Linked DNA regions of Homo sapiens: region 2 is linked to region 1. Evidence: chromatin contacts called from ENCODE Hi-C or POLR2A ChIA-PET data. All regions are on one chromosome and are shown on one strand. Each heading gives the region's core, a stretch centred on a gene start or an enhancer-like site at or near the end of the contact. The rest is flanking DNA. Distances are from core to core; before and after follow the strand shown.

What was found. Hi-C counts contacts between places; a loop is a spot of excess contacts on that map. ChIA-PET counts read pairs that join two places held with the same protein, here RNA polymerase II (POLR2A). Pooled maps may share reads with other maps.
Region 2: a loop to region 1 is called in a map of K562, with 5 times the contacts of the local background. The contact joins two enhancer-like sites. A Hi-C loop is called at or near these places in 2 of 168 maps with a recorded cell type or tissue (K562 and PC-3) and 8 of 50 pooled maps. POLR2A ChIA-PET finds 5 or more read pairs at or near these places in 2 of 52 experiments (H1 and activated T-cell).

The regions. Positions count from the first base shown.
Region 1 is chr2:65,276,076-65,283,228 of GRCh38, reverse strand. No RefSeq gene overlaps it. Among named protein-coding and RNA genes, the nearest start is that of ACTR2, 52 kb to the right of the region's middle. Within about 2 kb of position 4,866, at least 3 of the 41 ENCODE cell types and tissues checked have a DNase peak (open chromatin) inside an H3K27ac peak, as active enhancers do.
Region 2 is chr2:65,060,084-65,067,607 of GRCh38, reverse strand. The region is part of intron 1 of CEP68 (centrosomal protein 68); the gene reads right to left. Among named protein-coding and RNA genes, the nearest start is that of CEP68, 7.4 kb to the right of the region's middle. RefSeq lists enhancers at 1-40, 5,926-6,427. Within about 2 kb of position 2,592, at least 32 of the 41 ENCODE cell types and tissues checked have a DNase peak (open chromatin) inside an H3K27ac peak, as active enhancers do.

The DNA of each region.
Region 1 (7,153 bases), core at 3,617-6,116:
TTTAATTTGATAAATATTGAGCTCCTGCTACATATGGCACATAGAGCTCTTACCTTGGACATGTGAGAGAAGAAACACACTCTATATTGCTGAACTAAATGTTTTGGAACTATCCAGTGTCTTTCATTGCCAAGCACTGGCTTCCTTAAGACAGAATTGCATCCCAGCCAGATATTGTCAGGATTTACCTATATTAGTCAGGGTCTTAGCTGCAAGCAACAAACCCTACCCTGCCCTGGATGATTTAAGCAGAAATAAACTAGTAAAGAATATGTAGGAGTTCACAGAATCTCCAGGTTGCCGCAGAGTCCAGCTGGAGGACACCCAGTCATGACCAAGGCCCAACCATGCTGTGGGCCTTCAGCAGTGACTCCTACCACCTCCCCTCCTGGACATCGTCTCTGCCACTCACACCCCTGACACTGGGCACTGAATACCAAGTGCCTTGCCCAGCTCTGCTTCAAAACCCCAGGCCTGTGGTGACCCCTGGCTAGGAAACAATTCCTCTGGGTAGCTGCTTCTGGAGTGGGAGTGTCTAACGGGCAGATCTTTGCTACAAGAAAAGCTAGAAGGGTGAGTTGTGGACTTCTGCCTCAGGGAAGCAAGATTTGTAATGTAGAAAAATCCCTAATCATGGGAAGAGAATTCAAACCATGGTTGGTGGCCACAAGTCATGACCAATGTCCACTAATAACCTCCCAGTTTCTAGGTTTTCTTTGCATTCATTAGTCTAATGTATTTGTCAGTTATAGTTTTAGTCTTCTCTCTCCTCCTATCTGCTGTTGTTTGGCATTCTACAGCTTATTCTTATATTAAAAACATCGATAATCCTTGAATCTTAGTTCTAAAGCAAACCCTTGAGGAAGGGAGTGTGAGTGATGACAATTCCTAGCACCTGGAAACCTGCTGTTGACAAAGGAGGAAACAGGCAGGGCCCAGAAATGTGAAATTTCACCATAGCTACTACAGCTGTCCTACTGGCTAGGACCCAGATTTCCCAGAATGTGCTTTGCATAGTGCTAATAGGCGGTGGGCCACAGAGGGAGGGTGTGAGGAAGAGGGGAAGAGAGAGAGGAGGGGGAGGGGGAGGGGAGGTAAAAAAGTGGAGAGGGAGAGGGAGGGAGGAAGAGTGGGGGAAGAAAGAGAAAGGAAAAGGGAAAGAGGGACAGAGAGGGAGAGGGAGGGATATGGACGGAGTGAAGGAGGGGGAGAGAGAGAGAAAGGAAAGACACACACACAGAGACAGAGAAAGGGGGAGAGAGAGAGAGAGAAACAGAAAGAGATCCCTTGCTGAATAAAGTCGGCTGGGTTTTCTCCCTGCAGGACATCTCTGAGACTTTAGTATGCTGCAGGGAAGGTTTCTGCAGCATTTCTCTAACTCTTTAAACCACAAAGCACACTTGGGATATAGGGCATTTAGCTGGGACTCACAGAATACTCTTGGGGAAATATCATAGTACTCTGTGTTCTTACACGTTAGAACTCTGAAGAACACTTCAGATTTGAAACTCAGTGATTTTCATGCAAATACAAGTAATTTTTTTTTTTTTTTTCTGAGACAGAGTTTTGCTCTTGTTGCCCAGGCTGGAGTGCAGTGGTGCAACCTCAGCTCACTACAACCTCCACCTCCTGGGTTCAAGTGATTCCCCTTCCTCAGCCTCCCAAGTAGCTGGGACTACAGGCGTGCACCACCACACCCGGCTAATTTTTTGTATTTTTAGTAGAGACAGGGTTTCATCATGTTGGCCAGGCTGGTCTCGAACTCCTGACCTCAGGTGATCCGCCCACCTCGGCCTCCCAAAGTGCTGGGATTACAGGCATGAGACACCACACCTGGCCGGCCAAATACAAGTAATTTTAAATGTCACTTTTGAGGGCTACTTTATTATTTTTTTGAAACAGAATCTGGCTCTGATGCCTGGACTGGACTGCAGTGGCAGAATCTCGGCTCACGGCAACCTCCACCCCCACGACTCAAGCCATTCTCCCACCACAGCGTCCCAAGTAGCTCAGAGTACAGGCGCACAGTACAATGCCTGCTGAATTTTTGTATTTTTTGTAAAGATGGGGTTTCGCTGTCTCGCCCAGGCTGGTCTCGAACTCCTGAGCTCAAAAGATCCACACAACTCGGCATCCCAAAGTGCTGGGATTACAGGCATGAGCCACGGGCATGAGTCGAGGGCTGCTTTCTAAATTTATTTTATTTTATTTTATTTTGAGACGGACTTTCGCTCTTGTTGCCCAGGCTGGAGTGCAATGGTGCAAATCTCGGCTCACTGCAACCTCCGCCTCCTGGGTTCAAGCAATTCTCCTGACTCAGCCTCCCGAGTAGCTGGGATTACAGGCATCTGCCACCAAGCCCGGCTAACTTTGTATTTTTAGTAGAGATGGGGTTTCTCCATGTTGGTCAGGCTGGTCTCAAACTCCGGACCTCGGGTGATCTGCCCGCCTCGGCCTCCCAAAGTGCTGGGATTACAGGCGTGAGCCACTGCACCCAGTCGAGGGCTACTTTAAAAAGGGAAGGAGGGAACCGTACTCCAGTGCCTTTCCAGTTCTCTAACTTGAGAACGGAACGCCTTGGGAAGTTGCTTTACCCCATCACCGTTTGACTTAGGAAGTGCAACTTGAAATCTTTAAACAACAGAGCCCCCTTACAGGTAAGCTTTATGGTCAAATGATTGTAACTAACACAAGATAAAATAATGTTATCCAGTGAGGAAAAAAGATTTGTCTCCTAGGAAGTCAATTTAATACATACGAAATTACAAATGTGCTTATTTTGCGCAAACTGTAACATTGTCATGAACTGATATTTTTTTTTTTTTTTGAGACGGAGTCTCGCTCTGTCACCTAGGCTGGAGTGCAGTGGCGCAATCCCGGCTCACTGCAAGCTCTACCTCTCGGGTTCACGCCATTCTCCTGCCTCAGCCTCCCGAGTAGCTAGGACTACAGGCGCCCGCCACTATGCCCGGCTATTTTTGTGTATCTTTTAGTAGAGACGGGGTTTCACTGTGTTAGCCAGGATGGTCTCGATCTCCTGACCTCGTGATCAGCCCGCCTCGGCCTCCCAAAGTGCTGGGATTACAGGTGTGAGACACCGCGCCCGGCCATGAACTGATTTTTTAAAAAATCATCACCAAGTTAAACCTGACAGATCTTCTCCAAACTAATTTAACACATATACATGACAAAACCTGCAAAAAAAAATCCTTGGCTCCCACAGGAGCTGGCCCCCAAGCCCTTCACAAGAACAGCTGCACAAGGCTAACACTTCCAACTACGGCATACAATTTGGCTTAGTAATCCTTGGTGCATTTGATATTGAGATATTTAGCAGCCTACTAAAATGCCCGCCACTCCTACTTTTTAAAGGTATTTGTTTGGTTCCGTCTAAATGACCATTAAGATACTGAGAAAACCCATCTTTGAGGTTTGGGAAGCCCTGACAAATCTTTTTTATTTTAAAAACATTGAATTGTGCCAGGCGCGGTGGCTTACGCCTGTAATCCTAGCACTTTGGGAGGCTGAGGCAGGCAGATTACTGAGGTCAGGAGTTCAACACGAGCCTGGCCAACATGGTGAAACCCCGTCTCTACTAAAAATACAAAAAAAAAGTTAGCAAAAATACAAAAAAAAGGCGCAGTGGTGCGTGCCTGTAATCCCAGCTACTCGGGAGGCTGAGGCAGGAGAATCGCTTGAACCCAGGAGGCGGAGGTTGCAGTGAGCTGAGATCACATCACTGCACTCCAGCCTGGGCTACAGACCGAGACTTTGTCTCAAAATACAAACAAACGAACGAACAAAAAACTCGTTGAATTGTGAAGGTTGCCATGCAGCAACCAGTCCAGTTACTCTAAAATACTGCCTTACTCAAGAGAGGCTTTCATAGTTATCAGTATATTCACTTCTTTTAAACCACATTTTCTTAAAAAGTGAATTATTTTCCACGAGATTATCAAACTGTTGAATCTTGTCATGGGAAACTAAAGGCAAATTAGCAATGATCTTATGGTAAAACTTGCTAGATATATTTTTCCTTTTTTTTTTTTTTTGCATGTGAGACTGAGAACAGATACTATTTTAAAACAATTTATATGTCGGCCTTGATGTGTCTAAACATCCAGAAACAATAAGAGGACTCTGTTTCCAGGACTCTTTAAAACCAAGCCAGTCGCCCCACTCTTCAGTTGCTTTGTTCTTGGTATTCCCATTCCATGTGAAAACATTTAATCCAGGTCCTAACCCTCAACTATCCCATGAGTATGTGAATTACAGATTCTTGCACATCTGAAGTACTTTCTTGTGGCTTTTTGGGGTTTTGCTTTGTTTTGTTTATCCTACACAACTTCCTTCCTTCCTTCCTACACTCAGCTCCCCAGGGCTTTTAGAGATAGGCTAACCACTAATCATGTCCTCTTGCTGCAGTGGGACAGGAGACCCAGATCCAGGCTCCTCCCTCTGCTCCTGGCTCGAGGAGGATGTAAGCAATAATGGCCATCTCAAACAACACTGCTATTCACAGCATGGAGATCTGGGAAACATCCTTGAATTCAGATAGTGAAATTAGCTGCTTTTAAAGTAACACACAGCTGTTCTGCATGGAAGCGTTGTTACCGTCTCCCAGGCGGTAACTTGCATGTTTTAGCCTCTACGGTCGGCCTCCCATTAGGTGGTCCCCTCTGAAGACAGCTGGTCTGAGAGCTAGCTCATGTAGTCGCCATTCTCAGAACGTTCCCAAAACACAGGACAAGTTCTTAGCAGATGTAGGTGATTCAAATGCTTCCCCTCCCCAAGTGTTCTTCTCAAGGGCCACTTGGATTCCAGGGGCCACTGCTAACCTTAGTAACTGTCATTCTTTCCATTTCTTGCCTTCCTCTTGCAAGTGGAGAGTTTATAAACTCCACTGACTCATTTATGAAGCTCTGAGCCAAATCCGGGGCCTTGGACCACAGTGTACACCTGCTGGTCAAAAATTAAACCTACCAAGGGGAAAAAAGCCTCAACTGATCACTCCTAAAAGTGGGACAAGCTCCTCTGGATCCAAATGCCTGTAGCCAACACTCCTTTCACTCGTTCACTCCCAGAGCTTCCACTTAAGTTTCTTCATGGAAATGGTTTGCTATCAACAGAAGAGCAAGCCCTTGTGGGCACTTCATATCAAAGCACTTTTCAAATGGCACTTGGGACGCCAACCACTCCAGGCTTGGGGCACTTGACTCACTGAGTTAAATTAAGGCACACAAAGGACAAGTGCTTTTCCCAAGGCCTGTGATGAGGCGCAGGGTCAAGACAGCCTCCTAAACTGATCAAGGCTTTGAAATAGGACAGGGCTCAATGACCACCACACAGAGCCATCAATGGGTGTTGGAAAAGCAACGGTTGTATAGTCAGGAAGATGCTTGAGCCCCACTCTGGCTCTACAGCTTCTTAGCTCTGAGTCTTTGTTCTTGTTACTTTACCTCTTAAGTCTCAGTCTCCTCATCTACAAAGTGGTGATAATTCCTACTTGCATTAAGTGAGAATGCTGGCAAATGCTTAAGGTACAGTGCCTGGCACTTCACAGACACTCATAAATGGTGACCTTACAGCTTTGTCGTGTCCTCGCTGTTGTTCTCATTGCTTCCTTTTTAGCTCTCTTAATTAACGTAGGGTCTGAAGACCATGGTTGGCTCTGCCCGCAGAAAGTCAAGGAACTTTAAAAGTTCAATAAACACGTTTGAGATGCATTCTTGTTCTCCAAAAGGCAGTAAACCAAGGCAGAAAAATGCACCCCTTTTCCAAAAGGGATTTGAAACAAAGCCCTTTGGAAGCAGATGAGACTGGTAGCATGTTCCTTTGTGAGCAAGATTAGGCACAAGAATGAAGCAAGCCAGCAGTTTTCTCAAGGTATACAGTGGCACCCTGGAGAGTAAGCCCGAAGAGTCTCAAGAGTCCCCAGGCGGAAAAGCCTTTGCCTTCATTCTCTTAGGAAACTCCTAATTAAGTGAAACCTTCTGTACAAACATACCAAGATTTTTTATTAATATCATTTAGTCTGTAGCTTAATTCTTACAAAATTTCCCTGGTTTCTGATTCACATTTTTCTAAGTGCAAAAGACCCCTTCCTAAGAGTGTCACCTCAATTTCTGGAAGTGGAGCCAGGTATCTGCATTGTCACTAGCTCAAGAGAGTCTCAGGCACCCCAAAGTTTGAGAATCACTGGCCCGAGTGTTGCTAGAAATGCTCGGAGAAGGGGCGAAGGTGGGAAAAAATGGAGCACCTACGGAGACTCGGAATTCACAGTCTAAATGGAAATCGTTTACACTGATATTGTCACAAATCCAAGCTATCTGGGGTGAATGGTTTCCTGATTTTTTCTCCATAAATCAATGTGGATATTCTTGGCAAGCTCTGCTCCTCTGCAGGGTGGGCAGCTGTGAGTCAAGCTGCCTCCTCTTCTCTTGACCTTGTCTTCCTGCTTTTTGCAGATGCAATTCTTTCCCTGTCTGCCTCACAGCTAATTATTTCAGCAGACAAGCTCAGAGCCTGAAGAAAACAGGGTGTATTCTTGAAAGTAGTAACTGTACTGAAATTTAGTGGGAAAAGTTTCTCCTTTAGCCCTATCTTCTGAATAAAATCAGCTAGTGGTGTGAGCTGCCATTTGGTTTAGGTTGACAGTTAGCAAATCATGCCTTCTGAGTTTAAGGTACTCTTTAGTATTCTATTTTATCCTAACAGTTCAGGGAACTTGGGAGCAGCAAAGGTTTTTGCGATCTGGGCCAAAGTCACAAGTTTTCTAGTTTCAATGGTGGGGATGGGGGTGGAAGAACCATAAATCCAATCCTCTTTAGACTCTTAAAACATGGAATTTCATTACATAAATCATTCTCTTCACGTATTTGTTCAAAAGTGCAACAAAACAAAGCTTTCATTTAGGATATTCAAGGAAGCCTGTCTTACTGTTATTAAAGCACCTGAGGGAGGATTTGTGTTGGCTCACACCACAAATCTTAGCTTCTTTTGAATGGTATGAACAGAAAAAAAATGTTTAAGGCATAAAAGAGTTGCTATGAAATGGAAATGATGAAGATCATTTTCATGCAACACTAAGACTGGTCGGATTAACCAAAAGAAATCAACATAAAGTTGTCATACCATTTAAAAAATAGTAGCT
Region 2 (7,524 bases), core at 1,343-3,842, 210 kb after region 1:
ATGGGGAGGCATGGACAGAATCAGTGTAACAGGTCACCTTACAAGGAAGGACAAAGGAGCCAAATGGGAGAAAAAGCAGCCCATTTTTAAATACAAATCAAACAAAATATTTACTACTAGATACTCCCACAAAATCAGGGAACCAGCCTTACTAGTTTTGTGTATGACCCTTGTTTCCTGATGCAAATATCTATGTTCATCCTTCCCCCACTTTTGTTCCCCCAGAAACTGAGTCTTGCTCCATCACCCAGGCTAGATAGAGTTCAGCGGTGTGATCTCAGCTCACTGCAACCTCCACCTCCCGGGTTCAAGCGATTCTCCTACCTCAGCCTCCCGGCTAGCTGGGACTACAGGCGTGCGCCACCATGCCTGGCTAATTTTTTTATATTTTTAGTAGAGATGGGGTTTCACCATGTTAGCCAGGCTGGTCTTGAACTCCTGACCTCAGGCAATCCACCCACCTCCCAAAGTGCTGGGATTATAGGCATAAGCCACTGTACCAGGCTTATCCTTCCCTCCCTTTTTTTTTTTACATAAAAGTAGCAAACTGTATAGGTCATACTATTCAGAACCTTGGTTTTCTTTTCTCTACAAAAAATATCTAGGGGCTCATTCCTAAGCAATACAGCAGGTCCTTCAGTAACATCACTTGGTACGATATCTTTTTTTTTTTTGAGACAGAGTCTCACTCTGTTGCCCAGGCTGGAGTGCACTGGTGCGATCTCAGTTCACTGCAACCTCCGCCTCCCTGGTTCAAGCAATTCTCCTGCCTCAGCCTCCCAAGCAGCTGGGATTACAGGCATGTGCCACCATGCCCAGCTAATTTTTTTTTGTGTGTGTATATATATATATATATATATATTTTTTTTTTTTTTTTTTTTGAGACAGAGTCTCACTCTGTCTTCCAGGCTGGTGTGCAGTGGTGTGATCTCGGCTCACTGCAACCTCTGCCTCCTGGGTTCAAGCAATTCTCTGCCTCAGCCTCCCGAGTAGCTGGGATTACAGGCACCCACCACCACACCTGGCTAATTTTTATATTTTTAGTAGAGATGGGGTTTCACCATCCTGGCCAGGCTGGTCTTGAAATTCTGACCTTATGATCCACCCGCCTCAGCCTCCCAAAGTGCTGGGATTACAGGCGTGAGCCACCGTGCCTGGCCAATTTTTGTATTTTTAATAGAGACGGGGTTTCGCCATCTTGGCCAGGCTGGTCTTGAACTTCTGACCTCGTGATCCACCCGCCTCAGCCTCCCAAAGTGCTAGGATTACAGGTGTAAGCCACACCGCCCAGCCGGTCCAATGTCTTTTCATTATATCATTGATAAGAAACCCTGATTCCTGACTGAGGTCACTGTCTGTATGGAGTGTGCACATTCTCCCCATGTCTGCCTGGATGATATCCAGTTCATCTGGATACTCGGGTTTCCTCCCACATCCTGAAAACATATACTTAGGTGAATGGGGCTGACTACATGGTCCTGGTCTGAGTGTGGGTAGATGAGTGAGCGTGCCCTGCCATGGGATGAAGTCCTGCCCATGATTGGTTCCCTCCTTACACCCTCAGCTGCTGGGACAGGCTCCAGCTACCTGCGAACTTGAACCCATTTGAGTAAGCAGGTAAATCATAATCTTGTGTTTTTTTTTTTTTTTTTAAGATGAAGTCTCGGTTTGTCACCTAGGCTGGAGTGCAGTGGCGTGATCTTGGCTCACTGCAACCTCCGGCCCCTGGCTTCAAGCAATTCTCCTGCTTCAGCCTTCTGAGTAGCTGGGACTACAGACACTCACCACCATGCCTGACTAATTTTTGTATGGGGTTTCACCATGTTGGCCAGGCTGATCTGGAACTCCTGACCTCAAATGATCCGCCCTAGTTGGCCTCCCAAAGTGCTGGGATTACAGGCATGAGCCACCACGCCTGGCTCATCTTACTTGTTTTTATTCATCTTTCATAAATGTATGTACAGCTCACATTTATTTCACTATTTAATTTAAAAGTGTTTTAGTCTTTACTTAGAAGTTTGGTGATGCTTTCATGACCAGAAATATGCCATAGGAGCTTAACTCTTATTTATATCAATTAGACTATGGTAAAATTGGTTTCGTTATATGTCCTTTCAAGTGGCAGAGTCACGGTTTCCAAGAACTTACTGACGACATCAAGTGAGGACTTACCGTACAAAGACAGCTTCCTCTTTTTCATTACTGACCAGTACTGTATTCTGGTGTAAGGACGCACTAGTTTATTTCACCAGTCCCTTATTAGTGGACATTTGGGTTATTTCTAGTCTTTTTTGCTAGTCCAAACAATGCTATGATGAGTCACTATGCACACACATTTGTGCTGGCACATCCTCAGCATGAATTGCAGAAGTAGAGCTGCTGAGGCGAAGGGTGCTTTTGCACACACTGCCAAGTGGCCCTCTGCTGAGTGGTATCACTCTACACTCCACCAGCACATGTGAGGGCCAGTTCCCACGGGAGCCAGGGTCTTTAATCCTCACGTCACAGATGGGGAAACGAAGCCTCTGAGTGAGACAAGTCCAGGACTGCCCAACTCCAGAGCCCAAGCTGTTTATGAGCCAACTGGGGAATAAGTGATCAAACAGTTAAGCCACAAAGCAGAAGAGAGAGAAGACTGGTGGAGGGACAAAGAGAAGAGTGACAAATCTTGCTGAGACAGAGATCTTACGGAGCCACATCCTCACCTTGTGGCTCATTAAGAAACTGCACATGAAGACGTTTACAGGCAAGTTTTGTTTTCATAAGTAGGGGAACAGCTGCGCCCGTGAGCTAGAAAAACCAGGGTGAAGGCTGGGTATAGCCCATAATTCCCAATTGCTACTTCTTGCTCCATTTCTTTTTTTTTTTTTTTTTGAGACGGAGTCTCGCTTTTTCGCCAAGGCTGGACTGCAGTGGCGCTATCTCAGCTCACTGCAAGCTCCACCTCCCGGGTTCACGCCATTCTCCTGCCTCAGCCTCCCGAGTAGCTGGGACTACAGGCGCCCACCACCGCACCCAGCTAATTTTTTGTATTTTTAGTAGAGATGGGGTTTCACCACATTAGCCAGGATGGTCTCGATCTCCTGACATCGTGATCTGCCTGCCTCGGCCTCCCAAAGTGCTGGGATTACAGGTGTGAGCCACCACGCCCGGCCTCTTGCTCGATTTCTAAAAACTCTCTCAATGGCTAGAGATTCCCCACACCTCTCACTAAAGGGTGCGATCTTGAGACAAGGTGCTGGAATAAGATGATGATGGGGCAAGGGAGGGGTGCAAACAAATTATCCCTTTGTTTTGATCATGTACTTTTTATTCATCTTGTCTGGACCTCATTATTCAAAAAAGAAGGTATCTATTTAGCCTGGAGAGATAGGGAGTGGTGAGCTATTACAAACTATTCAGTTGACATCCCTAAGTAACTTACAAGGATACACACAAACCTAAACTAGGTTAGTAGTGTGGCCAAAGTCCCTTCAGCAACCAGGTAAGAAGATCTGAAATTCAATGATTTTCAAGGAAATTGTACGTCTGTAAAGACGGAATGAAGGTAGTTACTTTCTTAGACTGGATAAACAGTCCCTTCATAATCTTATTAATCTGCCTGACAAATCATGCTTTTCCCCCCTATTATACAAGTTTATTATGAGAACCAAGACAGACACATGTGAAAGAAAATAAAAACCAATCTATAATGCATTCAAAACTGTCTATGAAATGTTACCAAAATGCAACGAAAGGGAGAAATCAGTTGGGATAAAAATAATAGGGGAAAACTTCCTGAAGTAATGACTGAAGACAAACCTCTTTTAAAACAGCAATCATGCCGAAGAAAACACTGGCCCAGGCTATGATAAACGCACAAGTTTTGGATTCCTAGGACTCAACCCTGTCTGCATCTGGCCGGTGGCCATCTGTAACACTGCATGAAGGTCTGGTCTTCATTTCCATAGATCCGAGATTTTACACATCATTCCTCCTAACCCTCTGGGGTAGGGGTGGGGGCGATAGATTCAGGTTGCACTTCTAATAAGAGGCAGCTTATCCTTCTCAGACTGGTGAATAGCGCTTGTTGTCTTGGACCCACACAGTCTCCCAGGTCATCAGCTTTAAACAATTTCCTAATGTGGGGCCTCCCGTTCTCGGATCACACATTTTACAGTGCTCCTGGAGGCTAGCAGCTCCATGATGGGGCACAGGCCCCCGTCGCCTCCCAAATGAAGGAAGTGCCAGGAGGTTGGACTGAATGACAGGAGACATCAGAGCACAGACAGTGAACTCAACCTTACCCTCTGAGAAAGGTCTGTACACAACAGAACTGCCTTGTCCTTTGTCAAACCAAGAGACAAGCCACATAAGCTTCAGGATATTCTAGGGACCATCTGGACTTTGCTATTAAAATTCTGTTAGTTTCCAGAACCTGAAGAGGCTGTATGATCCACCAGATATAATTAGGAGTGATGTAGGCTTGGCTTACTCTTGCCCTACAGTAAAAATACGCCCACAAATCATGCATGTGGTAACACAAACTCTAAGCCTGGACATCTGACCCTTCTTCGTATATGCTGCATCACCCTAGGACACTCCTGTCACAGCTGCCGGGCTTCCTCCCACTCACTTCTGTCCAAGATGGAGAGAGGAGGACTGGGAACTGTGGGAGGGGTGAGGCTCTGCTCTTGCTCTTGACTAAACCCCTCAAACAGATGAATGATCAACTAGAGAGCAATCCTCCTTTCAACAAAAAAGGACCTCCCCTAGGACTATTTTTTTTTTTGAGATAGAGTCTCGCTCTGTCGCCCAGGCTGGAGTGCAGTGGCACGATCTTGGCTCACTACAACCTCTGCCTCCCGGGTTCAAGGGATTCTTGTGCCTCAGCCTCCCAAATGGCTGGGATTACAGGCGTGCACCACCATGCGTGGTTCATTTTTTGTATTTTTAGTAGGGACAGGGTTTCGATATGTTGCCAAGGCTGGTCTCGAACTCCTGAGCTTAGGCAATCCACCCGCCTAGGCCTCCCAGAGTGCTGGGTTTACAGATATAAGCCATCACGCCCCGCCTCTTTTTTTTTTTTTTTTTTTGAGATGGAGTCTCACTCTGTCGCCCAGGTTGGAGTACAGCAGCGAGATCTTGGCTCATTGCAACCTCTGCCTCCCGGGTTCAAGCAATTCTCCTGGCTTAGCCTCCAAAGCAGCTGGGACTCCAGGTGCGTGCCACCATCCCCGCTAATTTTTCTATTTTTAGTAGATACGGGGTTTAACCATGTTGGCCAGGCTGCTCTCGAACTCCCGGCCTCAAGTGACCTGCCTGCCTCGGCCTCCCAAAGTGTTGGGCTTACAGGCGGGAGTCACCGCACCTGGCCAGGACTCTTTAAGTCGTGAGCTCCCTTTGAAACAATCTCATTTATACCAACTTTGCCCAGGGAGCTCTGTTCTGGCAAGGGCTCGTCTCTTACCTGAGCGCACAGTCACCTGTGCCAGCCACAGAGGCCAGGTGTTGCTAGACTGAGCAAGCCCTATGAGTTCAGGGCCAAAACCTCCAAACCTGTTTTCACAGGAGGCCACAGGAATAAGTGATAATTGCCATGAACACACAGTGGCAGAACCTGCCCAGAGAACCAAAGAGGCTTTCCATGCTGCTCTTTCTCCAATAACATGAAACTGTCCACAAGGAAACAGAAGGCAGGACCCAGCAGAGCTTGCTGGAAGAACTCTGGGGGAACTAGATTTATGGAATAAAGGAGCTTAAAGGCAGAGGCCAAGCAGGCATGGGAGGTCACATGAAAGGAGGTAAAGACACGTAGGGGAAGCCAACAAAGGGGCCAGTCACAAAAGGTGACTGAGGCCTGCTTCAGGGTGGCGTGGGTGCCAGGAAAACTGTGGCTGGAGGCCTGAGACTGGGAGGCCAGCAGCAAAGAGCAACTGCTGCTCCACCTGCTCCTGCCCTGCTGGGAAGTCCCCCTGGAGCCCCACAGTCCCCCACACCAGCCCTGTCTTTCACTGTGGGATAGGTCACTCTGAGCACTTTGTCCCCCTTCTCTGCAGGTAAAATCAAAGTAAAGTGAAAATGAAGAAAAGACTCAAAGCTACGGAGGGTAGACTGTGTCTGCTGTGGCTTGGCCATGGGCCGAGGCCATCCCCAGGATCCTTGGGCACCGGGAGCCCCTTCTTTTCTCCCCAGGGCTGCTTCTGGAAGTTTTGCTTAGAGTCAAAAGAACAGAAGGAATCTCCCAGGGCCCTAGGAGGAGCCAGTGGGTCCCTGTAGATCAATGCGGTAGGGAGGGCTGTGGGCTAGGCTGCTTGGCTGTCTGTTCCCTCGCCTTCTCACTCACTTATCTGTTGGCTGACTGACCAGGGCTACCAGACAGCCTCCCAGCAAGGCCAATGTTCTCATTTACAAGGCAAGGTCTTTAGGTAGCCCTTTTTTTTCTTTTTTTTAATTTGAGATGGAGTCTTGCTGTGTTGCCCAGGCTGGAGTGCAGTGGTGCTATCTCACTGCAACCTCCACCTCCCAGGTTCAAGCAATTCTCCTGCCTCAGTCTCCTGAGTAGTTGGGATTACAGGCACCCACCACCACGCCTGGCTAATTTTAGTATTTTTAGTAGAGACAGGGTTTCACCATGTTGGCCAGGCTGGTCTCGAACTCCTGACCTTATGTGATCCTCCTGCCTCGGCCTCCCAAAGTGCTGGGATTACAGGCGTGAGCCACTGCGCCCAACCTAGATAGCCTTTAAAGAGATGTAAGTCACATCTACAAGGAGCTTGACTGAGTCCCAGCTACTCCTCCCCTCAACCCCAAGCTCTCTGGCCTCCTCAGCAGTCAGCAGAGTGTCCATGTGTAACAAAGCTCAATGTACAAGGATGCTGAGGGCTGAATATGTCAATCAACAGCACCTTTTTTCTCACTAAAGAGCAAAGCAGAAAAACACCTTCCTTATAACAAAAGTCACTGTCAGAAGAGGCTGTACCTGGACCACATGGGTGCATTTCCACAGACCACTGCTTTTACTATACTGACAGTTTTTATTTTTATTCATTTATTTTTTTTTAAGAGACGAGGCCTCGCTATGTTGCCCGGACTGGTCTCAAACTCCTGAACTCAAGCAATCCTCCCTCCTTGGCCTCCCAAAATGCTGGGATTACAGGTATGGGCCACTGTGCCCGGCCCTGACACTTTTTTGTGAGGTCATCAGGCTGCACGTATGAAGACTGAGAAGAATCTTACCGCTCTCAAGAGATACTATTAAGATTGCCACTCACTGTACCATAGCATTCTCTTTGGAGAAGCCATGGGAGAATTCTCTGGCCTCAATAACAGAAACAGCTGTCTCCATTCAGCAGACATTTTCACTTTATAAGTACTGGCAAAACTGATAAAAAAAAATTTCCCTCTTTGCTTTGGCTGCTACAAAGCTCAGGGCCAAATACACAATCTCACCTGAGTAAAAGGCATAGGACAGAGAGGTACTTGCCTTTTTGTGCTAATTTCTTCCTTGACTTTCTCCTATTTTTTTTTCACTCCATGTGCCTC